Linked DNA regions of Homo sapiens: all the other regions are linked to region 1. Evidence: chromatin contacts called from ENCODE Hi-C data. All regions are on one chromosome and are shown on one strand. Each heading gives the region's core, a stretch centred on a gene start or an enhancer-like site at or near the end of the contact. The rest is flanking DNA. Distances are from core to core; before and after follow the strand shown. Region 1 overlaps CCDC68 (coiled-coil domain containing 68). Region 2 has its middle 120 kb from the start of RAB27B. Region 3 has its middle 22 kb from the start of RAB27B.

Region 1 (3,921 bases), core at 386-2,885:
AGCATCATTGTTTGAGGAAACTGACAAATTATCGGTGCATTAGCAATAAGGAATTTCTCCCCCGGGTTTGCTAGTCTTAAAGTCCCCCAAAGCAATTTTTCCTTCATAGCCCAGTAACAGATTATTTAAAATATAACCTGCTTCTTTCCTGGAAGAAAGGAAACCACCCAGATTTCATGTCAGCCTTAATTGTGGATAGTGGTTTCATATTTTATGTACTTGTTTGACAAATATGTACAAATCATTTATTATATATTAAATGTGCTGCTATAAGTGCTTGACAAATATTAACTCATGAACAACCCCACATTGATTATTGTTAATAATTAATGTTATTTTCATTTTACTGTTAAGGAAACCGAGGCACAGAGAAGTTAAGGGACTTGACAGAGGTCACACAGGTATGGAGTGGCAGAATGGAGCCATGAGACTAGGCAGGCTGCCTCTAAACTGTTTCAGCTGTGGAACCTTCTTTCTTCACAGAAAGCCTCATGGAAAAATTCAGTGTGTGAGACAGAATAAAGCAGAGCTGGGGTGGTTGAAGTTGAGGTGGCAGAGCCCTGTCTATTCAGCAGCCCTCTGCCTCCTCCCTGGGAGCCCTGTTTGAAAGGCACTTGTCTAGGAAATACCTCCTCTTGGCGTGATGCCACCTGTAAGCTGTCTTCAATCCATTCTAGCATAAGACAAATAAAAGTCTTTCCTTACTTTAATTAACTGATTGTGATTTATTTTGAAAATTTTATCCCCTTAATCTACTTCTGGCTGAAATAAAATGCTAACATGGATTTTCCCCAGGATAGTAATGCCATATGGCAATTTGGACTTCGCCGGCTTATGTTCCCCTTGGGTTTCTTTATACCAACCAAGGACTCTGGGTACAAAAGTTTTCTGAACCAAAGACAGAAATGGAATTTAATTTCATATGGATACAGTTATAAAGCTTTGCAACCAGATAGATGTGAACTACCTGCCCTGCTTGTCTTCTGTGGCTATTGATAATATAAAATAACAGGGCAACACTATTGACAGTGACTGTCCAGTGAGTGCCTTCTGCTAGCAGGCATTTAAAAAAAAAAAACTCATTTTCCTATCTCTAGGTGTTATCACCCCTACCTGACAGCTATGTAAGTGAAGACAAAGATTTTATGTAACTTGTTTAAGGTGGCCCAACCAGTGAGTGGAAAAGGTGGGAAGTTTTCAGAAATATCAGTCATCAAGAAACAAAATTCCTTGATTTTAAGAATAAAAGGTACATAAGAGAGTATATTTTAGGATAAAAGACATAAGGCCCGATGCAATTTTCAAATTATGAAAGAGCCTGAGAAGGCAGTGGGATTCATTCTAAAGAGCGATTCATTCCTATGATAAAATGCCTCTTATGATTTGTTAATGTACACATTGCATAACATACTAAAAAGGAAAATGAAAGTAAATCAGTCAAATGGGACTGTAGATCCAGGGTACTGTACTGGAGGAAAAAAACAAACTCAGGCCAGATCGATTGCTTTGCTTGCCTCTATTTTCCCACTGGTCCTGCCCCCACTCCTTGCCAAGCCCCAACCCAAAGGTCAGCAAACGTTTCCTGTAAAGGGCTAGATAAGGAAATATTTTAGGCGTTGCCTGCCACGTACTTTCTCTGTCACAACTACTGAACTCTGCTGTTTGTGGCGCCAAAGCGACATAAAAGATATGTACATGAATGGCTATCTTGTATTAGAGTAAAACTTCATTTATAGGCACTACATTTGAACTTCATATAATTTTCATGTGTCTTGAAATGTTCTCCTTTGATTTTTTCCAACCATTTTTATGAATACTAAATTTGAAATTCATATAATTTTCATGTGCCATGAAATGTTATTCTTCTTTTGATTTTTTTGTTTGACCATTCAAAAATGTAAGAACCATTCTTAGCTCTGGGGCTGTACAAACAGGAGGGAAACTGGATTGAGCTCCCAGGCTGGGGTTTGCTGACCCCTACCCTGGCCTGACCATCCTCTCTCTGGCTTCCAAGCACACTGCATATTGACTCTATGGGTGTTTCTCTTACTTCAAGCATTTAAATGTTGTTTTGCACCAATATCTTAATCCCGGAAGATACTTCAGAGGACCCAGTAAGAGACGTACTTCCATTCACAGTTTGCAAAAGCACACTTGCAGAGTTGCTGCTGCCAAATCAACTTCAGCGGAAACAAATATTTAATAGAAGCCATAGCTGCTAAGAGGATTTATAATAAAATGGAAAATTCTTGGCATCCTCTGTCAATTTCATTGAAGATTAAAGGATAAATGCAGGACTTTGTAGTATCCCCAGAAGCGATCTTGTTTCAAAGTGATGCCCTCAAATATGCAAATTCTTTGTGTTTTTTTTTGCAGCCTAGCTCACAACTGTTAGATTTTAAATATTTTGTTGTTGTTATTGTTTCTCTCCAGGGAAGCCAGTCTTAATATGATGGAAACATCTCTGAACTTCTAAAAGACCAAGGTTGGCGTTTTAGCTCTATTAATTTTACTTCGTCTTGGGTAAGTTAATGTTACTATGGGAGTGGAGTCTTGGCTTCTTATCAGTAACATAGGATTAATAATCCTACCTCACAGGGCTTTTTATTATAGTTTAATTATTAGTTATTTACTATTTATTATAGAAATTTCAAACAAAACCAAAATACATAGAGGAATACAATGAACCCTATAGACTCATCACCCAGTTTCAATAGTTATCTATGTTTTGCTAAATTTCCTTAATCTTTATCCGCATGTCCTTTTTACCTCTCTCTTTGAGTTTTAAAGCAGTTCCAAATGTAACACAATTTCACCTGCAAATATGTCAGTAGGTATTACTAAAAGATACAATCCTTTTAAAGAATGTCACAATTATCACAGCTAGCAAAATTACAACAATTCTTTAACATCACATGTTATCCAGTTAGTCTAAAAAATGTCTTTACATAGTTGATTTTTTTGAATCAAAATCCAAACAAGATTCATATGTTGCATTTGGTCCTGTATCTCTTAAGATCCTTAATTTATGTTAAGATTGATTAATGGTGTCTCTCAGGTTAAAGTTTCCTCATTAAATATTCACTAATGTTTTTAGCTTTAGGTGATGATGCTTAGGTTTTTTTACTTCATCAAGGGTTGCAAAATATAGATTTTCTAATTTTATCTCTCCTTTTGAATTTATTAGCTGGAATTCAATAAATAAACTTTCCCTCATCAACTACTTGGTTGCTATGAAATATAGTTCATATAATACATGCTTGTTTCTTTTTTTGCCAGGTTTTAGTATACTTTTGGTTTATGTGCATTGAGCTTTTGCCTTATGTGCTTCTAAAGGTGGACAGTAAGCATTGTGGTTGTTGCGGGTTTTTCTTCAGTCATCATAAATTCAGGGATTTAACATTTTTGATAAGTTTCAATCCATCATAGACATTCTTCTTCAGGATGGGTTTTGTGTCTTATTCAAATAGTATTGATCACTTTTTTGCTTGCTGATATGACCAGATATCTCAGACTATGGGAGTGGAGTCTTGGCTTCTTATCAGTAACATAAGATTAATAATCCTACTCCACAGGGCTTTTTATTATAGTTTACTTATTAGTTATTTACTATTTATTATAGTAAATAATAATTATAAGCTCACTTTACATATTTCTTACCCCAGACCTGGATCAGCCAAGAAGTCCTAGTTTCCTTTTTGGTAGGATATGATATTCAAAGACCACAGTCTGGCCGTGAGGGATGCTAACTGCTACTATTTCTAGGTTTTTTAGTGAATAAAGGTAGAATATATATTATTTAAAGGAAAATAAATCATTATTTTGTACCTCCTGGGTTCAAGTGATTCTTGTGCTTCAGCCTCCCGAGTAGCTGGGATTACAGATGTGCACCATGCCCAGCTAATTTTTATATTTTTAGTA
Region 2 (3,921 bases), core at 1,032-3,531, 230 kb after region 1:
TTTCTGCTATGTGAGGATCGAAAGGGAAGTGGGCAGCCTACAACTCAGAAGAGAACCCTCAGCAGAACCTGACTGTGCTGGCACTCTGATCTTGGACTTCCAGCCTCCAGAACTGTGAAAAGAAAATTTATGTTGTTTATAAACCACCCAGTCTACACTTTGTTACAGAAGCCTGAATTGACTAAGATAGATAGCTCATAAACTCTGTAGTATTTTGGCCCTGAGAAAACTTGAAATGTGTGGGTGCTGTTATCCTCTTCCCTTTCAGTCTGCTTGGCTCACACAGGTGTGTTGAGATTCAGTGCCTGGAAGAATCACTGGGGACCCCCATCAGGTCAGGAACTGCTGGTTCTGCAGGGACAGCTGTGTCACAGTGCCCAGGTTTGTAAAGGGGGGTGCTGGTATCACAGATCTTGGGCTCAACTTGCCAAAAGCCAATGGTGACTATAAGAACAGTGTGACTTGGACCAGTCTGTGGCTTTTCAAGATGACTGTGCAGTGAAGGACATTGTAAGGAGCTGGAATTCATGGATGAGCCGGTGAAGGGGGGCTCAGATCCTGTGGGATTGGTTATCAATTATATGTGACCTTATGTGTACTCACGTGCTAGTGAATTGTGGCAGTCAGGTGCCATATGCAAATGTATCTGTTATAGAATAGAGTGGGATAATCACTGACTTTGGGACTACAGACCTGGATTTAAATCTGACACTTTGTGCTTCCATATAGTTTAATAAGTAGTACTTCATAGGCTTCTTGTGATGACCCCATGTCAACTACATTTAAAGGCCTAGCACAGAATAGCTCCCCATTACAAAAAGAAAACCTGCCGGGCACGGCGGCTCACGCCCGTAATCTCAGCACTCTGGGAGGCCGAAGTAGCTGGATCACCTGAGGTCAGGAGTTCAAGACCAGCCTGGCCAATATGGTGAAACCCCATCTCTACTAAAAATTCAAAATTGGCCGGGCGTGGTGGCACATGCCTGTAATCCCAGTTACTCGGGAGGCCAAGGAAGGAGAATCACTTGAACCCGGAAGACAGAGGTTGCAGTGAGCTAAGATCATGCCATAGCACTCCAGCCTAGGCAACAAGAAGAAAACTCCATCTCAAAACAAAAAAAAAAGTGTTTCTTTTTAGAAAAGGAAACCACTATATTTAGTAGCATAAAGCCAAAGGCTGCCACTCTGGAGATGTGCAGCATTGATAACAGCAATGACTTTCAAGCTTCTTTCACTTTGAAACTTTACAAAGTGAATCTCAGTTTCTTCATAAGTATAATCCAGTAATAATACCTCTGCAAAGAGTTTGTTTAGGATTAGATAGGATCATACATGCAGAGTGCTTAGCATGAATATTCTATACGTGGATCAAGGAATGGTTAAATAAATTGTGGTGGTTATTAAAATAAAACAGAACCTCTACCTCTTCAAGGTGATACAGGAGGAGGGTAGAGAAATGCTGGGTAGAGAAAGGCAGGTCCCTGGCTAGGGCCCTAGCCCCACAGACCTAGGTGAGGACAGGCACTTCTGCCTTTGTGCCCAAATGTTGCATTTTCCAAGACCACCCTGGCCCACCACACCCCTCTCTTGGGCCTATAAAAAGCTGAGACCCTAGCAAGGCAGAGATGAAAGCTGCTGGAGGGCGAGAGGAAAACATCAGTGGAAGAAGACAAGCTGCTGGACATCAAGAGGACACGGAGGGAGCATGCCGGCAGAAGAGCACACCAACAAACGCTGGCACACTGGCAGGCCATCCACCTGCAGGAGAGGCGGAGTTTGGCATGTGCCTGAGCGGCCCAACTCCAGGGGAAAACCGTCTCCCTTCTGGCTCATCCAGCAGTGAAGAGCTATTTCCACTCAATAAAACTTGGCACTCATTCTCCAAGCCCACCTGTGATCCGATTCTTCTGGTACACCAAGGCAAGAACCCAGGATACAGAATGCCCTCTGTCCTTGTGACAAGGTGTAGAGTCTAATTGAGCTGGTTAACATAAGCTGCCTATAGACAGCAAACCAAGAGAGCACCCTGTAACACAAACCCACTGGGGCTTCAGGAGCTATAAACATTCATGCCTAGACACTGCAGTGAGGTTGGAGCCCCACAGCCTGCCTGTCTCTGGGCTCCCCTAGAGTTTTGAGCAGCAGGCACTGAAGAAGCGAGCCACACCCCCATCACACACCCTGCTAGGGGAACAAGGGAACATTTCCCGTTTCAAAGGCATATAAAATGTGAATCATGTGCTTTCTGGATTCATGTAGTAAGAGAAATTTTCTGTCTCAAAACAAGTGTGTCATGCTTTTCATGACCTGGGGTGATCAAATGCTTAGAATAATAACACCAAGTAACATGACTCATCTAAGAAAAAGATATGAGATGAAACTATACTACATTATACTACATTGCAAATGCATTTCTTACCAGCCCCACCGTTCTTTTAAATATTTGAATTCCACAATATATTCAACATCTTGTGTGACTATGTTATTTGTATCAACACTGAGAATAATTCATATTTGTAGATAGAGTAAAGCTCTTTTAAAGAAGCTTCAATAAATCATCATTGCCATCACTTTTGCCTCACCCCCAGTCCCAATGCTCCTCATTTTAACCGACTTACTCCAATCTACTCAACAAAACATGCTGACTGATGTCCACACATGTAGAAGGCTAGTGTTTACTCCCAAGCATGTCCGTGTTCTTCCACTCTATTTGAGTTACACGTAAACCAAGATTCATTAGCGTATAGTACCAAAGCTGTTAGTGTTGGATGTATTTTTAGTGTAACTATATAATTGAATTGAAAGGTGTTTATACTGATAAGATATGAGTGCAAAAGAGAGTTACTATTTCTAAGAAAAATAAATGTAATGCTTTGTAACAACTAGATAAAGATGATTCGCTAAAATAAATTGTTGCCAAATCAGCTATGGGCCCAAAATATTCTAGAGGATTGAAAGTAAATTTTGTGACATGGTGGCTCATGCCTGTAATCCCAGCACTTTGGGAGGTTCAGACAGGTGGATCACTTGAGGTCACGAGTTCGAGACCAGCCTGGCCAATATGGCGAAACCCTGTCTCTACTAAAAATACAAAAATTAGCTAGATGTGGTGGTGCACACCTGTAATACCAGCTACTTGGAAGGCTGAGGCACAAGAACTACTTGAACCTGGGAGGTGGAGGTTGCAGTGAGCCAAGATTGCATCACTGCACTCCAGCGAGAGTGAAACTGTGTCTGAAAACAAACAAACAAAAATAATAGAGAATTATGTATTCAGATGGCTTTGCAAGGGTTTTGTGTTCTTGCTCCACTTAACAGAACTAAAACTAGAAATTATAGACACTTGATACTCATACACACTCAAAGGAAAGAACTTGTCCTCATTGTAAAAGAGTGACAAATAAGTTAACATTTATCTATTTTAAGTTGAGGTAAAAGATTTAAAGTGTATGTCTTATGCTTTCTAATGTAACTAGCATTTTTTTAAAATGACCAAGGTGGTATCCTCATCACATCAGACTTCCCTTGTAATACATCATATGCTTTGTTTGGATATAACTTCGGTAGCCTTCCTGTCCTGAACCAAATTAAACATTTATAATGGCACAAGGAAAGGACTTAACATGGACTTTGCCTCACTATATGTAATATAAATTAAAGCAGTGTCATCTAATATAAATGCTTTTAAACACATAGCGTAGAGCACCTTTGCCAATAGGCTAAGTAGAGTCCAGGAAATGTACATAGACAGGAGAGCTCTACACAAAAATTCCTAACCAGACTGAAGGAGTCATACCCAGTTTGTCTGTATATTTAATGGCATGCAAGGTATGCTCTACCAAGGAAAGGTCACCTTGAGAATATCTTGAAAACACATTCTCTAAAGTCTATGAAAATGAAGACCAAAAAATGGCCACAAAT
Region 3 (3,921 bases), core at 919-3,418, 140 kb after region 1:
GGCCAAAGAAATATGTGCATAAGTGATGTGTGTCTCTCTCAGGGGAAGCATTTATGAGTTGGTGCACAGTGGGCCTCAGTGATCACGAGAGTGTGGATTGAATTGGAGATGCCATGAGACCACAGCAGCCTAGAATCCTGGCCCAACCTGTGGGGACTGCTGCCCTGGAGGGTCATCTGTACCAAGCCTGAGTAAGAGGGAAACTGATCAGATACAGGGAATGTGTGTTACCACAGCACCACTGGGCCTATCTAGAGGATTACAAACAATATGTAGAATCTTAAGCAGTAAACAATGAACAAAACTTAATTTTCAAAATTATATAATATGTAACTAGTTTTGTTTATGAAGGACACCTTCCTTCTATTATTATGGAAACTCCTCTGGCTAGTGTGTTATCAATGTTTAGCACCATAATTAGTGCAAAATTAACTCCTGCTTCAAAAGATACAAACAGACTGGAGACAACAAGATCTAAAAGACCAAGTAATATGGATTCCTACGTTCAGAGATAGATGATATCCCCTGAAGTGATGAAGTAATAAGGCAAATTTTAATGTCTCATGCTGTTTATGGAACTGCTTTTTTCTTCTAGCTCAGACACAGTGGTGTTCACAGTTTGTCCCCTGCCAGCACAGAAGTATCCCATTTTCAGAATTTACCTACACATGTCAAGTGTAGATCAAGGGCATAGTAAACTTGATCAGTTCCCCAGTGAATGTTCAACAGGAAAACTACCAAAACATCACTAACAAGAAATTACAGATGGTACTTAAATACCACAAAGGTGTCATTCCTTATAAATATTCACTATTAATGAGTTGGGCTTGTTTCCATAGCTGGCAACCAGATGATACGCATATTGATAGAGCTAAGAAATGAGCTGGTTGTGTCAAAGGCTGGAGACTTAGTGATGAGTCAAGTTATCATGTTCAATCCTGTAAAGCTCCAAGTTCCCGAGGAGATTATGTCCTTAAAACAAGAAGGTAAGGACTTGTTTAAAGCTTGTCCAACACTTCTGCCCACTGCTAAAAGCTGAACCCTCAAGGAAAGGTTTATGCTCAAAGTCAGTGCCCATAAAGACATGCAAAGACTTTTTCCCAAAATACTGATGCAGCATGTGATGGTGATACCTCAGAGCAGGAAAAAATACTGAAATTAAAACTAAAGGCTAGTTAATTTTACTAAACCACAAAAAGCGGTTCTGCATTTCAAAATTAGCTTAGGCCGGGCGCGGTGGCTCATGCCTGTAATCCCAGCACTTTGGGAGGCCAACGCCGGCAGATCACAAGGTCAAGAGATTGAGACCATCCTAGCCAACATGGTGAAACCCCATCTGTACTAGAAATACAAAAATTAGCTGAGTGTGGTGGCGTGCACCTGTAGTCCCAGCTACTCAGGAGACTGAGGCAAGAGAACCTCTTGAGTTCTCCTGGTTGCAGTGAGCCAAGATTGTGCCACTGGACTCCAGCCTGGACACACAGTGAGACTCCATCTCAAAAAATAAAAAAATAAAGAAAATAAAATTAGTTTAATATGTGGTCAACTGTATTTACTCAAACCTACTCATTTTTGCTTTAAGTGACTTAGAATGTTTATGTATGATATTGAGCAAGTTGGTATTGATATAATTCTTCAATTTTTTTTGAATGTTTTTCTTGCTAGTTGTTAACATTTTAAATATGGTGTTAATGACTCATGTTTTCCATCCACTTAACCATCTCAGCTTGATAGTAACTAACATAACATCCTGAAAGCCAATCTAACCATCCTGTTTTACACTTGAAAGATGTTATGATACAATATCAAACATAAACATTCTAAGTCACTTATATTTATGTGATTATATATATAAATAATATATAATTGTGGCTTATATATATAATTACATATATAATCATTACTAACATTCTTGGACCCATTTCTTTATCCATTTATTTATTTATATATATCATTATATATAAATATATAACATATATTATATATATGTATTCATTTGGCTACATATACTTGAAATCAAAGTGAAAAGATATAAAAAGAGAGACTGCTCCTCGAACCAGTCTCCTATGCTTCCCATACAGTAACACACCATAGAGCTCCATGTCATACCACACACCAGGCTGCATCTCCCTAAGAGGAGGGCAGTTCTGCATTAAGCAGATGATTCAGATACTAGCCAGTTTCCAGTCCTTGACCAAAGGCTAAGTACACTGCTTATCTGTGCTGGCTGTCAACATATTTCAAAAACTGTGACTCTCCACAGAGCACAGGATGTGGGTATCAGAACAAAAAAGGAAGCACTAGCACAATGTTTTATATCTTTAAAGGAAATCCCATGGGTTGCAAGCAGATCAAATGGACTAAGTATATCATTCATATTTTCACAATGGGTCATGATGAAACAGCTAAATTAGAAGCTATACAATTGAGTGACCTGGTACAAAAATGAGCACATGGTTTCACATGAATTGGGTTTGTCTCAACTTACGAGTAATCAATGTATGATTTTGATGGAGTGGTACTTGCATTTGAGGACTTAAATTATAATTTCCAGTGGAATAAAAATTAAATGCTTCTCTGAGGCATTTTTATTACTCTATATAAGATCCAATCTTCTGAAACCTGATCTTCAAAGTAGGAACTTAAGTTTCGTACAATAACTAAAACAAATGCTTGGTGAATGATGCATTAACCTCAAGAAGACATTCAACTCTATTAGTGATTCTTAAGAACCTGTACTGTACTTTCAAGACATAAATAACACATGATTCCTGAACTCACAAATTACCTATGCTAGAATTTTCACATCAACACTACTGGATCGTAGTCTTTTCAAAGAGGGAAGTCTTCAATCACAAAGGACAAAGTTGCTCATGAATTCTCTAAGTATATAGAGAAAATTACCACCATTTATTGTTGTGAACATTGTTTTTGTGCTTTGTATATGTACCTAGAAAGTACCCTGACATTTTAAATAGGAAGACATAAATTTCTACAAGCACAGAAAAAGGAAAGTATGAAGTTTTAACATTATACAGTCTTTGAAGGAATAAATAAACCAGAAGGAAAAGAGATCCAGACCCAGAGTAAATCTTTTTGTAGTGTTTTCTAGCATAGCCTTTCCCACGGATGAATGCCACAGTGACCCCTTAGTCTACGAGAGTTGTCTTCCAGCTACATCCCTGGCACTTGATAAGATTCCCACTTGCTGTCTGTGATGCCAACCAGAGCTGAGTGTAAGGGAAGTGTGCAGAGTGCCTCATGTCCCTGGAAAGGCTTTGCTGAGGCTCTTAACTCGCTGAGGCTCTAGGGAGGATGCTCAGAGTGCCCTTGGATTAAGGAGACCTCCAGAAACCTCCCTGTCAGCTTGGGCACATCATGCAATGGTGGAGAGCAGTCAAAAATTAAAAAAAGAGGAACAGAAAACTAAAAAAAAAAAGGAAGGAAGGCAGGAAGGCAGAAAGAAAGAGAAAGAAAGAAAGAAAGAAAGAAAGAAAGAAAGAAAGAAAGAAAGAAAGAGAGAGAGAAAGAGAAAGAAAGAAAGAAAAAAGAAAAAAAGAAAGGAAGGAAGGAAGGAAAGAAAAGAAACCTTTTCAAAGATATATAAAAAGAGTGACCACAGCAGAAAGAAACTCTCATATACCTCACCCAGAGATCCCATTTCCCATTCAAGTTTGGCCAGTTGTCTGAAAAATATCTTCCAGAGCAAAAGGATTCAACTCCAGTTCTGGATCATGTATTACACTTAGTTTTCATGGCTCTTAATTTTTGTTTAGTATAGAACCACTCTAAAGTCCTCCTTTGACCCTCATGATCTTGACACCGTTGGAGATTACAGGCCAATTGAATTAGTCTGTTTTCACACTGCTGATAAAGATACACCCGAGCATGGCAAGAAAAAGAGGTTTAATTGGACTTACA

What was found. Hi-C counts contacts between places; a loop is a spot of excess contacts on that map. Pooled maps may share reads with other maps.
Region 2: a pooled map shows a loop between it and region 1 (4-fold over the local background). The contact joins two enhancer-like sites. A Hi-C loop is called at or near these places in 1 of 37 single-sample maps with no recorded cell type and 8 of 50 pooled maps.
Region 3: a loop to region 1 is called in a map of PC-3, with 8 times the contacts of the local background. The contact joins two enhancer-like sites. A Hi-C loop is called at or near these places in 2 of 168 maps with a recorded cell type or tissue (PC-3 and naive thymus-derived CD4-positive, alpha-beta T cell) and 5 of 50 pooled maps.

The regions. Positions count from the first base shown.
Region 1 is chr18:54,943,990-54,947,910 of GRCh38, reverse strand. CCDC68 (coiled-coil domain containing 68) reads left to right here. Exons shown (of 12, transcript NM_025214.3): 2 at 2,434-2,523. Among named protein-coding and RNA genes, the nearest start is that of CCDC68, 14 kb to the left of the region's middle. Within about 2 kb of position 1,635, at least 16 of the 41 ENCODE cell types and tissues checked have a DNase peak (open chromatin) inside an H3K27ac peak, as active enhancers do; they include PC-3, where a contact is called at or near this core.
Region 2 is chr18:54,710,816-54,714,736 of GRCh38, reverse strand. No RefSeq gene overlaps it. Among named protein-coding and RNA genes, the nearest start is that of RAB27B, 120 kb to the left of the region's middle. RefSeq lists a silencer at 2,105-2,399. Within about 2 kb of position 2,281, at least 3 of the 41 ENCODE cell types and tissues checked have a DNase peak (open chromatin) inside an H3K27ac peak, as active enhancers do.
Region 3 is chr18:54,804,503-54,808,423 of GRCh38, reverse strand. It overlaps a transcript of RAB27B not described here. Among named protein-coding and RNA genes, the nearest start is that of RAB27B, 22 kb to the left of the region's middle. Within about 2 kb of position 2,168, at least 2 of the 41 ENCODE cell types and tissues checked have a DNase peak (open chromatin) inside an H3K27ac peak, as active enhancers do; they include PC-3, where a contact is called at or near this core.